3 separate regions of the Homo sapiens genome follow, and regions 2 and 3 are each linked to region 1. A link is a contact called in ENCODE Hi-C or POLR2A ChIA-PET data. All regions are on one chromosome and are shown on one strand. The core of a region is the stretch at or near the end of the contact, and the rest is flanking DNA. Distances in the headings are between cores, read along the strand shown. Region 1 holds the start of IQCH-AS1 (IQCH antisense RNA 1). Region 2 overlaps ITGA11 (integrin subunit alpha 11). Region 3 overlaps PIAS1 (protein inhibitor of activated STAT 1).

What was found. A loop is a pair of places that touch in the nucleus more often than their neighbours do. ChIA-PET counts read pairs that join two places held with the same protein, here RNA polymerase II (POLR2A). Pooled maps may share reads with other maps.
Region 2: a loop to region 1 is called in a pooled map, with 4 times the contacts of the local background. The contact joins the enhancer-like site here to the promoter of IQCH-AS1 in region 1. A Hi-C loop is called at or near these places in 1 of 37 single-sample maps with no recorded cell type and 2 of 50 pooled maps. POLR2A ChIA-PET finds 5 or more read pairs at or near these places in 1 of 52 experiments (MCF 10A).
Region 3: a loop to region 1 is called in a pooled map, with 2.1 times the contacts of the local background. The contact joins the enhancer-like site here to the promoter of IQCH-AS1 in region 1. A Hi-C loop is called at or near these places in 1 of 37 single-sample maps with no recorded cell type and 2 of 50 pooled maps. POLR2A ChIA-PET finds 5 or more read pairs at or near these places in 1 of 52 experiments (Panc1).

Annotation. Positions count from the first base shown.
Region 1 is chr15:67,519,649-67,523,674 of GRCh38, forward strand. It overlaps IQCH-AS1 (IQCH antisense RNA 1), which reads right to left and starts at 2,196. Exons shown (of 6, transcript NR_040052.1): 1 at 1,871-2,196. C15orf61 (chromosome 15 open reading frame 61) reads left to right here and starts at 1,483. Exons shown (of 2, transcript NM_001143936.2): 1 at 1,483-1,946. The coding sequence starts at 1,601. RefSeq lists enhancers at 1,070-1,149, 1,790-1,909 and a silencer at 1,330-1,679.
Region 2 is chr15:68,297,460-68,301,485 of GRCh38, forward strand. It overlaps ITGA11 (integrin subunit alpha 11), which reads right to left. Exons shown (of 30, transcript NM_001004439.2): 30 at 1-4,026. Among named protein-coding and RNA genes, the nearest start is that of FEM1B, 22 kb to the left of the region's middle. Within about 2 kb of position 1,777, at least 14 of the 41 ENCODE cell types and tissues checked have a DNase peak (open chromatin) inside an H3K27ac peak, as active enhancers do.
Region 3 is chr15:68,112,696-68,116,721 of GRCh38, forward strand. All of the region lies in intron 2 of PIAS1 (protein inhibitor of activated STAT 1), which reads left to right. Among named protein-coding and RNA genes, the nearest start is that of PIAS1, 60 kb to the left of the region's middle. Within about 2 kb of position 1,821, at least 3 of the 41 ENCODE cell types and tissues checked have a DNase peak (open chromatin) inside an H3K27ac peak, as active enhancers do; they include Panc1, where a contact is called at or near this core.

The sequences.
Region 1 (4,026 bases), core at 946-3,445:
AGACCAGCCTGGGCAACATGGCAAAATTCCACCTCTACAAAAAATACCAAAAAAAGCAGCCGAGTGTAGGTGGCACACACCTGCAGTCCCAGCTACTTGGGAGGCTGAGGGTGGGAGGATCTCTTGAGCCCAGGAGGCAGAAGTTGCAGTGAGCCGAGATCGAGCAGCTGCACTCCAGCCTAGACAACAGTGAGATCCTTTCTAAAAAAAAGAAAAGAAAAAGAAATTCTATAAAGTTCAAGTTCTATAAGGTAAAGTTCAACTTCAAATTCTGTAAGGTAAAGTTCAAGATTCGGCATATGTTGGTGGGTGCTCAATGTTCAATAAAAACTGGGGAATAGGCCTGGTGCAGTGGCTCACGCCTGTAATCCCAGCACTTTGGGAGGCCGAGGCAGGTGGATCACGAGGTCATGAGTTTGAGACCAGCCTGGCCAACATGGTGAAACCCCGTCTCTATTAAAAATACAAAAATTAGCCAGGCGTGGTGGTGCACGCCTGTAATCCCAGCCACTCGGGAGGCTGAGGCAGGAAAATCACTTGAACCTGGGAGGCAGAGGTTGCAGTGAGCTGAGATTGCACCACTGCACTCCAGCCTGGGCAACAGAGTGAGACTCCGTCTCAAAAAAACAAAACAAAACAAAACAAAAAACTGGGGAATATAAAATTTCGCCATACTATCCTACATCCCCCTTGAGTTTTTAGCAACGATAGTAATTGTTATATGATGCTTAACGCGTAATTACTGTACCTCATTTACATAAGGTGGTTTCAGACACATCATCTTGTTTATGTATGGCCTCTCCAAACAAAATGAGTTTAGGACAAAAGAGGAAATCCTTTTCTAAAAGCAGTTTTGTCCGTAAGTTACTGCCTCAAGAGGCCGCAAAGTTTGAGCAAAGCTTTTCCGAAAGTAATGGATTGGTAATGGGTGACTGAGGTCCACAAAGCTCGATAAGAGGCTCCTGGTCCGTCTACCAGGTTCTTAGAGGGAGGTGCCTTTGTGTGTTCGGACGCTGCACTGAGACACGTGAGGTTTTTAAATAAACTTTTGATTTTGAAATCTCTGGGACTAATTTTAAACAGTGAACCCGACAGCGAGGACCTACACACAAAAGTGCTCCCGGCCTTACCAAACAACGCAGACCCGGGGTCACGCCTCGTCCTGTTTCAACAACAACACCCAAGGGCTTCCCTGGAGCCCAGGGCGTGGGAGGGAGACTTGGGTTTGAGTTCTGCACCTTGCGGAGGTGGTTAGTTATTTAATTGTCTTCCACCTGAATTTTCCTCAGGCCCAAATTGATGAGACCTCCCCGAATCCCTCCCCTGCCCGAGTTACTAATGACGGCGTGAGGTCACACCTGGCCACTCAAAACCAGCTCCTTGACGCAGGTGACCCTCCGCCTCGCGCAGCTCACGCTTCCCATCCCCCGGACTCCACCCCCAGCGGGAGGCCACGGGGCCGCTGTGCGCACGCGCCGCCGCACACCGGGGGCTCTCGGGCACCCGCGCGGCGCCGGTTGGCCTTCCCGGCGCTCGCCCGGGGGCGCGCTTGCGCGCCAGCGGCTGCGGACACCAGCCTGCGTCCCCGGCGCGGCGGGCCATGGAGGCCCTGAGGAGGGCCCACGAGGTCGCGCTCCGCCTGCTGCTGTGTAGGCCGTGGGCCTCGCGCGCCGCCGCCCGCCCCAAGCCCAGCGCCTCGGAGGTGCTGACGCGGCATCTGCTGCAGCGGCGCCTGCCGCACTGGACCTCCTTCTGCGTGCCCTACAGCGCCGTCCGCAACGACCAGTTCGGCCTCTCGCACTTCAACTGGCCGGTGCAGGGCGCCAACTACCACGTCCTGCGCACCGGCTGCTTCCCCTTCATCAAGTACCACTGCTCCAAGGCTCCCTGGCAGGACCTGGCCCGGCAGAACCGCTTCTTCACGGCGCTCAAGGTCGTCAACCTCGGTGAGTGGCGACTGCCGCGCCCACGCGGTGAAGCCCGCCCGGCCGGGACGGCCCCTCAGCCACCGAGCACGTGACGAACGCTCGCAGGCCGGTAGAGTCCCGCGGGAGTCAGCTCTGCCTCCCGGCGCCGGCTTCGCCTGGGGTCCTTTGTACTCCTCGCCCAGGGGGTCCCCAGCTTGCTGAGCTCCTGGCACCCGAAGCCGTTCGCCTGCTGCGGGCGCGTCCTCGGGCCTAGGGAGGGGCGGGTCGCCCTCCTGTCCTGCCCATGTTAACCAGAGTAGACCCCTGGCCTGGGCAGTAAGCCAGGGGGCGTCAGGAAACGCCCCCTAGAAAGTGGCTCTGAAGTTGACATCCGTCCTACTGCATGGCAGGACTCATTCCCGTGAACATCACTTTGCAGCTGCGTTTATGTTGCAATAACTGGAACTACTCTTTTAAGTTTCTTTTGTTTTCTTTGTATGAATTCCCGGCAAGTTCGTTTTACTAAAAGCACCAAAGGTTTTCACCAGACATAACAGCTTCCTGAGGTGCTAGGCCTAAAAGATTTTTAAAGATCTTTAATATTTGTATATTTTCATGGAGACGCCCTGAGGATGTTTACTGTCACTAGGTGTTTATTTTCTTTTGGTTTAATGACAGAAGAGGGAGGTACGAACATGGACATGGGTGTATCTTTTATAGGTCAGGGGAAAACAGAAGGCCTCAAGATGTTTTGAACTTACTAATAGCTGGCATAAAATCAATCTAGATTTCAGTGATTCAAAATCTAGCCATGGAGCTGAATGAACCATGTTACCCAGCCAGGTTTTTAAAGCCAGGATTAAAACTAAACCCTGCGCAGCCGTACTACTAATACTATTACATAATCTGATCGTCCATTAAGGTTAAAAATAGTCTGTGTATTTGTGCTTATAATAACACATATGTCAGTCGTGGGCTTTTTGAGCCGTTACTCCACTGGACTGTCCTGTAAGGAGATAATTGTTTAGCAACGTGTTATCCTTTAAAAATGCCTCTTATTATTTGGCTGATGGACTGTATAGAGCATGCCCACTACTTTGGAGGTTGGTTGAAGTTGAAGGGTGAGGTGACTTAGGAAATTCAATTCGAAATTATTTGGAAAGACTGGAGTGTTAACTAGATTCGAGAAGTATAAGTTTATTTTAGCATTTTTCATAAGTAAGAAATCATTCTTCCCTAAAGAATAATAGGTTAGGAAAAGCATAACGGGAGAGTTATAGGTAAACCATGAGCCAAATGCCTTTTTTTCCTTTAAAGTCACATTTTTAGTGTTGACATTTTGTTTAAGAGCACCTTAATGATTAGGGGCCTCTCTTTTAGATTTAGAGATTAAGACATCCAAAAAAAGTGGATACTCAGAACATTCCACACATAGAAAAGTAAAACCTTTTAAAGTTGAAAGAAACAACAGTTGTAGTGTTTTTTGTTTTGTTTTGTTTATTAATGTGGGAGAGTGATTTAATGGTCTGTATGGTCTTTTGGACATTCTAAAAATCCTGCTAAAATGGGAGTAAGAGTTCTAAGTTAAGCAAAAAGGACAACTTTTTGCTCATGCATGCTTTAATACAAATTGGGATATACTGATAAAGGGAATTAAAAAATATTTTAAAGTGGTGAACACATCTGGTAACGTTTATTTTTAATTTTTGTCTGAAGGTAGAGGGGATGTGAATTAGATAATAGGTCCTTTCCTATTCTGTGAGGTACAATCGTCTCTCTGGGTGATAAAGTACATATCCTATTAATATTATACTTAGGATTTTGTTCCTCTTCTTCCCTTCCAAATTCATTTTTCCATTTTGTAAATAATAAAGATTTCTGTTTACCCATTTGCTCCTTTTCTCCTCCGTCTTCCCTTCAATGGAAGCTGACATTTTACTGATGGTTTACCAGTCTAGGTATCCTGCTGAGAAGTAGATTGAGATTTAAGAAAAGCAACTTACCATTGGAATGAATGAGATTTACTGAGGAATTCTAATTTTTTAAAGTGCTTAATTTGACAGTGGTTTACCTACTGTTCAGCTGACTCAAAGTGAATTATTATGCAAAGAACTGATTT
Region 2 (4,026 bases), core at 527-3,026, 780 kb after region 1:
AAGAAAGCTATGTCTGGTTAGGTAAATCATACACCTGTATCCAGAGTTTTGTTTTGTTTTTTTTTTTAGGTTTTTCTTTTTAATGAAGGTCTTACAACTATTTTCCTTTTATTACCACTACGTACTTCTAAATATTAATGTTTTTACAAAAGCACTGTAATGGTTTTTTTTGTTTTTAAAGAAATAAATTTTCAGTTACTTCTTTTGGATGTCCCAGATACACTAATCGTTTGCAAGTAACAATAATATGGCATTCTCATTTCCAGCCTTCACATCTCAGGAGAGTATTAAAGGGTGGTATTGGAGCACACCCTCAGGACATGTTTGTTTTCAAATTTAGATTCTCTGTGGCCATTCCAGCCTCTATAGAGATCTGAAAAAAACATTTAGTGCCACCCTCTCATTTTATAGTTCAGGACACAAGCCCAGAAAGGCCACACAAGGACTATGTGTGTCGTAACTGAGAGTAGGCTCTGGGTCTCTTGACCCACTGAACAGTGCTCTTTCACTGTGAGATGCCAGTACTAGGGAAGCTCACCTTCAGATCTCTGCTAGGTCACTCCCTGGCTGCAATAACCTAGTGAGACTGCGGAAATCATCCAGACAGGTTTTAAAACATTTTTTTCTTTGTTTCAAGTAATGTCTGCTGTATATGACAGATCACCAAAGAAAATACTGGCAGTAGTGTATTCCTTCAGATACTTGACCTAGAAAATTTCAGTATGAGAGAGGCAAATTTTAGGTGGTTCACAAAACCTTAGCTTGTTGGCAAGTTTAGACAAAATTATATTTTCTAATTTGCCTGTGCTTTAGAAATTTGGTGTGCTCAGTCCATCAGAGGGGCGGACTGGGGTTTTGCTTTTGCCTTAATCAATGGCAAGATACTCTTGCATGTTGGCGCTTATTGAACACCTACTGTATTTCAGGCACTGCACCACAGATATGCATACAAAAATAAGAGAGACCAGTGTGGGCAACAAAGTGAGACCCCCTCTCTGCACAAAATTAAAAAAAAAATTAGCTGGGCATGGTGGTGCATGTCTGTAGTCCCAGCTACTCAAGAGGCTGAGGTGGGAGGATCACTGAAGTCCAGGAGGTCGAGGCTGCAGGGAGCTGTGATTGTGCCGCTGCACTCTAGCCTGGGTGACAGAGCAAGACCCTGTCTCAAAAATAAAAATAAGAAAGATGGACTCTGTCCTTGATAAGCTTGTTCTCCATTTAGATGCATCTATTTGAAATTTGATTTTCTGTATTTCCTCTAATTTTCCAAATAAAAAAATTTTTTGACTCTGACTTGGGCCACCTTCTGAAAACATTTCAGACACATCACTAAGTTGTTGCACATCTTTTTTAATGCAGGGCCAGGGAGATAATCCAGGAGTTTGAGACCAGCCTGGGCAACATGGCGAGACCCTGTCTCTACAAAAAATACTAAAATTAGCTGAGTGTGGTGTGTGCCTGTAGTCCCAGCTACTTGGGAAACTGAGGTGGGATTGCTTGAGCCCGGGAGGCAGAGGCTGCCGTGAGCTGTGATGGTGCCGCTGCACTCTAGCCTGGGCAACAGAGTGAGACACTGTCTCAAAACAAACCATGCAAAGCTGATTAGAAAGGGTAAGTCCCTCAAGGATAGTGCCCATCCTTTAAAAATAACTTTCTGCTTGTACTCTACTTTGGACCTGGTAAGTTTGCTAGGTACGGCTTAGCATACATCTTATTGAAAAGTTTTAGTGTCCAGGTGCAAGGCTTACAATTCCCTCCTCATGCTAAATCAGCAAGGCTCCGTTCCTGTTTCAGTTTCAGTTTTGGAACATGCTGTCCTATTTTAGCATGATGTTGAAACTAATAGAATAGACAGTGACACAAAAGCACTGTGCAGATTTTAACGTGGCCAGTTAGGCCTGGCTGTCCTTTGAGAAGAACCTAGTTGATGTTAATATTAACATAAAGATAGTAGGGGAGTTTTTTTTTTTTTTAAATTATAAGAAGGAGTGCAGGATAAAAGGCTGGAACCACATTAGCCGAAGGTAAAAGCAAAGACTGGTGTGGTGTTGAATAAAAACAGGGGACCATTCATACTAATGGCTGTATTTAAGTCACCCAAGGCACATTTGGGTGGTGAGGAGACTGCTTCGTGGTGGTGAGGCATGGGTGCAGTGAGTTGTTATGCCAGGAAAGGAGCACGATTAAGCCAGCGGTCTCCATTAGAGGCTGCTTGGCATCCTGGGATTGAAGCCAGGGGACTGACTCAAGTCTAATGTCTTATTCTCAGACAGTATTGATGCTAAAACCTTTTGAATACTGACGGAGGTAGGAATTTATCTTGTGAAGACCTCTAGGGATGGAAAGGTCCACACTGTCTCCTAGAAGCTCTTCCACATGTCCCTAGGCAGAGCTATTCCATAGTGTCTCCATTGTGTTTGCATTAGCACTTTGCCCTTTCCACCTAGATACCTGTCATGTCAAGAAACCATCACCTTCCTTAACAAAAGTAAAACCCAGAAACTCCACTGGGGTTTTTGCTGATTTTCTTTGCTGGCTGCCATCAAGATAGTCCCCAGCACAGTTGAAGGGCATCTAAAGACAGGCCTGACAGTTTAAGAAACTGACATTGAAGATTAGAGAATAGCAGAATATTATAGCTATTATGTAATATTAAATCCAGATGGCTGTTCTACAAGTTTAATGTGCTTAGAATTACCTCACAGAGCTTGGATCCATGAAGTCTGAGGAGGAACTTAGGAGTCTGTGGTCTGACTGAGGCAGTCCTGGGACCACTCTTTGAGAAGCGCAGCGCTGCAGAGATCATCTGCTTTATGAGGCACAGTGGGCTTGGGCACAACCCCCTCTTTCTTCATCTTACAGCCTGGATATTCACTTACCTGTTGATTGCAACTCTCAGCCATTAGAGTCATCTGGGGAAGTTGGAAACAAACTTGGCCCCTCTCCCAACCAATGAAATTGGGATCCATAGTGGGTAGGGCCCTTGCAGTGGTCACTTTTAAAGCTCCCGTGGTTCAAAGGTGCAGCCAGGATTGAGAAACACTGCGTTAGCATAGACTTTGCTCCCTATAAGATGCATCTTTGTTTGCTCTACCAGGCACTCTTAAGGCTCATCTTGGGTATTTATACTTCAGGGTAAATAGATTCAGAAAGGGAAACTTGATAACAAATTGAGAGGCTAAGGGCCTTGATACAACTCTCAGTTTGTCCACCTTTTGACCACTTAGTTGGTCTTGGTGTAGGTCTGGGGAAGGGTGTGAAGGACTGTGGAGTTCTGGAATAAGGGCTGCTTGCCTCTGACCGAGAGTCCAGAGGTTGCAATTCAGTGACCTCTGGGCTGCATCTGACCAGCAGGTACATTCTGTTTGGCCTGCAGTGTGGTCACAGGTGGCAGTTTTTAAAAATATGAATGCCAGCCTCTAAAAATCAGATATCCATAAGAGCATTCTCAGATCTGATGATATTTGATGGACGACTTGGTGCTAAGTCAATGAAAACTTATGAGTGTGGGTTCATTAATTCTCATTTAGCCAGGTTACCCCATTCATAAGAGTGATGACGGAAATGGAATATGATTTAGCAACATTTCCTTCTGATTCTATTAGAAGGCAATGGGTTTTGATACTCAAATTTTAGTTTCACCATTTTCACCTTTTGCTCCACATCAAGCCCTTCTAAGGCTGGGCTCGAATAACAGAATCTGGCTTGGGAAATAGCAGTCCTGGGTTTAGTTTTGGTTTTGCTGTGGGAGCCTAGGGCTCTTCCTGGTTCTGAGTGTCCTCATTTATGCAAAAACAAGATCAAATTATTTCCAAGGTTCTACTTACTGGGAATCCAAGACATGAATGGCACAAGAACAGAATGGAGACGCCTTGGCTGATGTCAGAGTGTAAGACGGTTAACAATGAAACCGGCCTGGAGAAGTCTGGGAGGCGTGAGAGGGAAGAGCTGGAACCAAGGGCAGAAGCTACAGTGAAACATTTAGGTCCTAACCGTCCACACTGGCCATAGATGGAAGGGTGATCT
Region 3 (4,026 bases), core at 571-3,070, 590 kb after region 1:
CACTGTCCAGTGTCGGCAAGGAAATCTAGAACTCTCATATACCATTTGGTTATGCAAATGAAAATTGGTACATTTCTGGAAGCAATTTGACAATTTTTACAAGAGCTTTAAAATTGTGTTCGTCTTTTGACTTGCCCATTCTGTTTCTAAGAGTATGTCTCGGAAATAACACACAAATGCATGATGCATCCACCCACATACAACCAGGGAGGGAAGGATTCATCAAGGCATTAATTCTGGAAGGGAAACATGAAAATGACCTAAGTGTTTGACAATAGGAGATTGGTTAAAGTATGCTACATCTATATGGTAGAATACCAAGTAGCTACTTAAAATGATGACATTGGTTTGTTTATTTATTTGAAATTATTTTAAACTTTTTTCACATCAAGTTGCCATTAAAGATATGTTTATTAACATGGAAAGACTTTAATATGTTTTAAGAAGTGTATTCAATGCAAATTTTGTGGGGAACAAAGTATATTACATGCATGTGGTTATATGTGTGCACATACATAGGTACATATCAATGTATGTATAGGAAAATGCCTAGAAGATTGTATACCAAAATGTTTTTCAGCTGCTGTCAAGTAGTACAATTTTAGATGTTCTTTTAAAACTTGGAATGCTTGCATTAACAACAACAAAAAAAGAAAATGAAAGTTTTGCAAAAGAAAGAAAATCAATATCCCAATTATAGTCTGCTTACTTTTTCTGGTTTTACATTCAAACATTGATCATTAGACTTGGTTCATAGCTGGCTGGCTTGAACTGACCCAGTCCTGTTTCATAACCCTGCTGGACTTAAAACAGCCTAATGGTCTGCCAGCTGTGAGAGAATAGATGAGCCAGATAAAGTGTATTTACCATACTTTTAACTCCTGAGCTGCTTGGGAGTCTTTATAGACTCCTTTGATTAAGTCTACCAGGAGACCAGCTACTAACTCAGTAAACTAATCTGAGGAATAATGTAAAGTTAGAATAACTAGGATAGGTAGAGTTAAACTCCAGAGAAAAAAGGTGATGAAAAGTATAAGGCAAGCTTATTAAGGATGGGCTTATTAGGAACCTGATAAAAGGATGTGATAAAAATGAAATCAAAGGGTTTTACAGTGCTAAAGTTTAATAGTATTACATGTTGGAATTGTTTCCTGTTTCTTAGTATAGGTAATTTCTGTATGAATGGAAAATTCATGTGTAATTTTTGTTGTACTCCAAAGAACTTTAGCCACAATTTATTGTGAAATATTTGCAACCTTGAAAATTCAGAAATCTAGCAATAGGATCTCTCTCTGTCTCTCTCTTGCTCTAGCAAACGACTGCATATATTTCATACACACACACACACACACACACACACACACACTTATATACATGTATAGTATATTGGTTTTGTATAAGGTATAAAAAGCAAATTATTATAAAAACAATACATATGCTCAATGTGAAGAATTTTGTAAATAAAAGTTACAAAGGAGTCAATTTTTGCTGCCTTTTTCAATCTTTCAACGCATAATATGTAAATTTGCTTATTTATGCTCTATACTTCATGTTTATATCTTGTCTTTTTCACTTAATATTTTATGACTGTATTCTCATATCATTAAGTATTCTTTCCTTTAAAAATTCCCATTTAAAGATAGTCAAAGCAATATGAATTTGTTAATGATTTAGTATATGAATTGGAGAAAACATATTTTCTGCAGTCTTCTTTCTTAATGGGAGCTGACAGCCTAATGATGAAACTATATCATTCCAGCTATATTTTAAAAAATTACATAGTTGTCAAGTTTTTGTTTGACTAAGTCAGAGGGTTCATTAAAGATTGTAAGGCTGACATTCGTAGATAGGAACTTTAGTTTCACTTTCCCTAAGACAGCAAGAAATATTCTATAACAGAAAGATGACTATTTTTAGCTTTTCTTTCTGCTGGTGAGGTGGAATAGCAAATATTTTTAGAGCAATTGAAAGTACAGCCTCTTAGATTAGCTCAGTGTTTCTATCATCAGAATCTCAATTATTTTATGTATCTAGATTTTTTTTTTACTTCCAATGTTTTGAGTTTATGTAAATTGCAACATGATTCGTCTTTTTATTTTTGATCTAGTTCGTTTCTCTGTGGAACAATATAAAAGATGAAATTTCTAAAACCTTAACTTTTCTTTCTGCACTTTTTATGTATTTTGAGTTGTAATTATATTCTGCTTATTGTGGGCAGTTCTCTTCTTTCTTGGAGATGAAACTTTGATAATTAATACTTACGGGGAGATGGTGTTACAAATCTTCTCTCATAATAGGCTCTTAATATTCACAAGAGAGATCCCCCATGACCATTGTAAGTACCCTTAATTATGAACACCACTAGAACATTTCATCTTTCCCCAAAACGATGCCATAGGATAAGTGAAAATTTGAGGGACTTCTGTTTTTACCCTTAATGAAGGACATCTTGGTTGCTTCCAGGTTTTGGCAGTATAAATAAAGGTGCTGTAAGCATCCATGTGGAGGGCTTTATGTGGACATATGTTTTCAGCTCCTTTAGGTAAATACTAAGGAGTGTGATTGTGGGACTATATGGTAAGAGTATGTTTAGCTTTGTAAGAAACTGTCAAACTCTCTTCCACAGTACATGGTGCTATACTGTAAATGGTATTTTTTTTATTTCAGTTTCTGATTGTTTGCTGTTATTATATGGAAATACGACTGGTTTTTGTATAGCATCTTCACCTTGCTAAATTCGATTGTTCTAGAAGCGTTTTGTAGATTCTATTGAATTTTCTACATAGGTCATATTTTCTATGAATAGACAGTTTTACTCTTTTCCAGTCTTGATGCATTTTTCTTGCTTTATTGTGCTGGCAAGAACCTTCAGTATAATGTTGAATAGAAATGGTAAGAGTGGATGTCACTGCCTCATTCCTAATTTTTGAGGGAAAACATTGATTCTTTCACGTCTCAGTAAAGTGTTTCCTGTAAATTTTCATAGCTGTCTATTATCGATTTGAAGATGTTTACTTCTATTCCTGGTTTCTGGAGAGTGTTTATTAGGAATGGTTGTTGGGTTTTTGTCAAATGCGTTTTCCTCATCTATTGAGCTGTTAATATGGTGTTTCTTTTTTAGTGCGTTAATATGGTGACTTGATTTTTGAATGGTGAACCAGCCTTGTATTTTTGCAACAAATCTCCCTTAGTTATGATAAATTATTGTTTTTCCATATGGTTGGATTTTATTTGCTAAAGTTTTATTAAGAGTGTTTGCATTTATGTTCATGACAGGTAAATGGTTGGTAATTTTTTGTCTAATAAGGTCTTGGTCTCATTTTGGTACCAAAGTAGTACTGGCTTCATAGAATGAGTTAAGCATTTCTTTCTTTTCCATTTTTTTTTGGCGAGGATGGGGAAGAGTTTGTGTAGAATCAATATTTTTTCTTGTCAGGTAGAATTCTTCAGTGTTTTGAAAACATTTATGTAGGGTTGGTATTATTTTTTTCTTAAGTATTTGGTAGAAGTCCCCCGAGAATACACATGGGCCTAGAGTTTTCTTTCAGAGAAGTTATCAAATTACAAATTCAGATTCTTGTAGGGCTATTCAGGTTATCTTTTTTCTTAAGTAAACTTTGGTAGTTTTTTGTCTTAAGACATTTGTCCATTCTTGCTGAGTTATAAGTTTTTGTCATAAAGGTACGCCAAATATTAATAATATTCTCTTCACATCCATAGAATATGTAGTGATATAACCTCTTATTCCTGATATCGACAATCTATGTCTTTTCTTCTTTGTTCTCTTGATTAGTCTTGCTAGAGATTTCATTTTGATTTTCAAGAAGAAACCAGCTTTTGGTGTCACTGATTTTTCTATATTTTTGTTTTTCAATTTGATTATTTTCTGCTCTGATCTTTATTATTTTCTTTCTCCTGATTCCTTTGGGTTTCATTTCTCTTCTCTTTTTTTAGTTTCTTAAGGTATAAACTGAAACCATTGATTTAAGACCTTTTTTTTCTAATATAGGCATTTTAGAGCTGTAA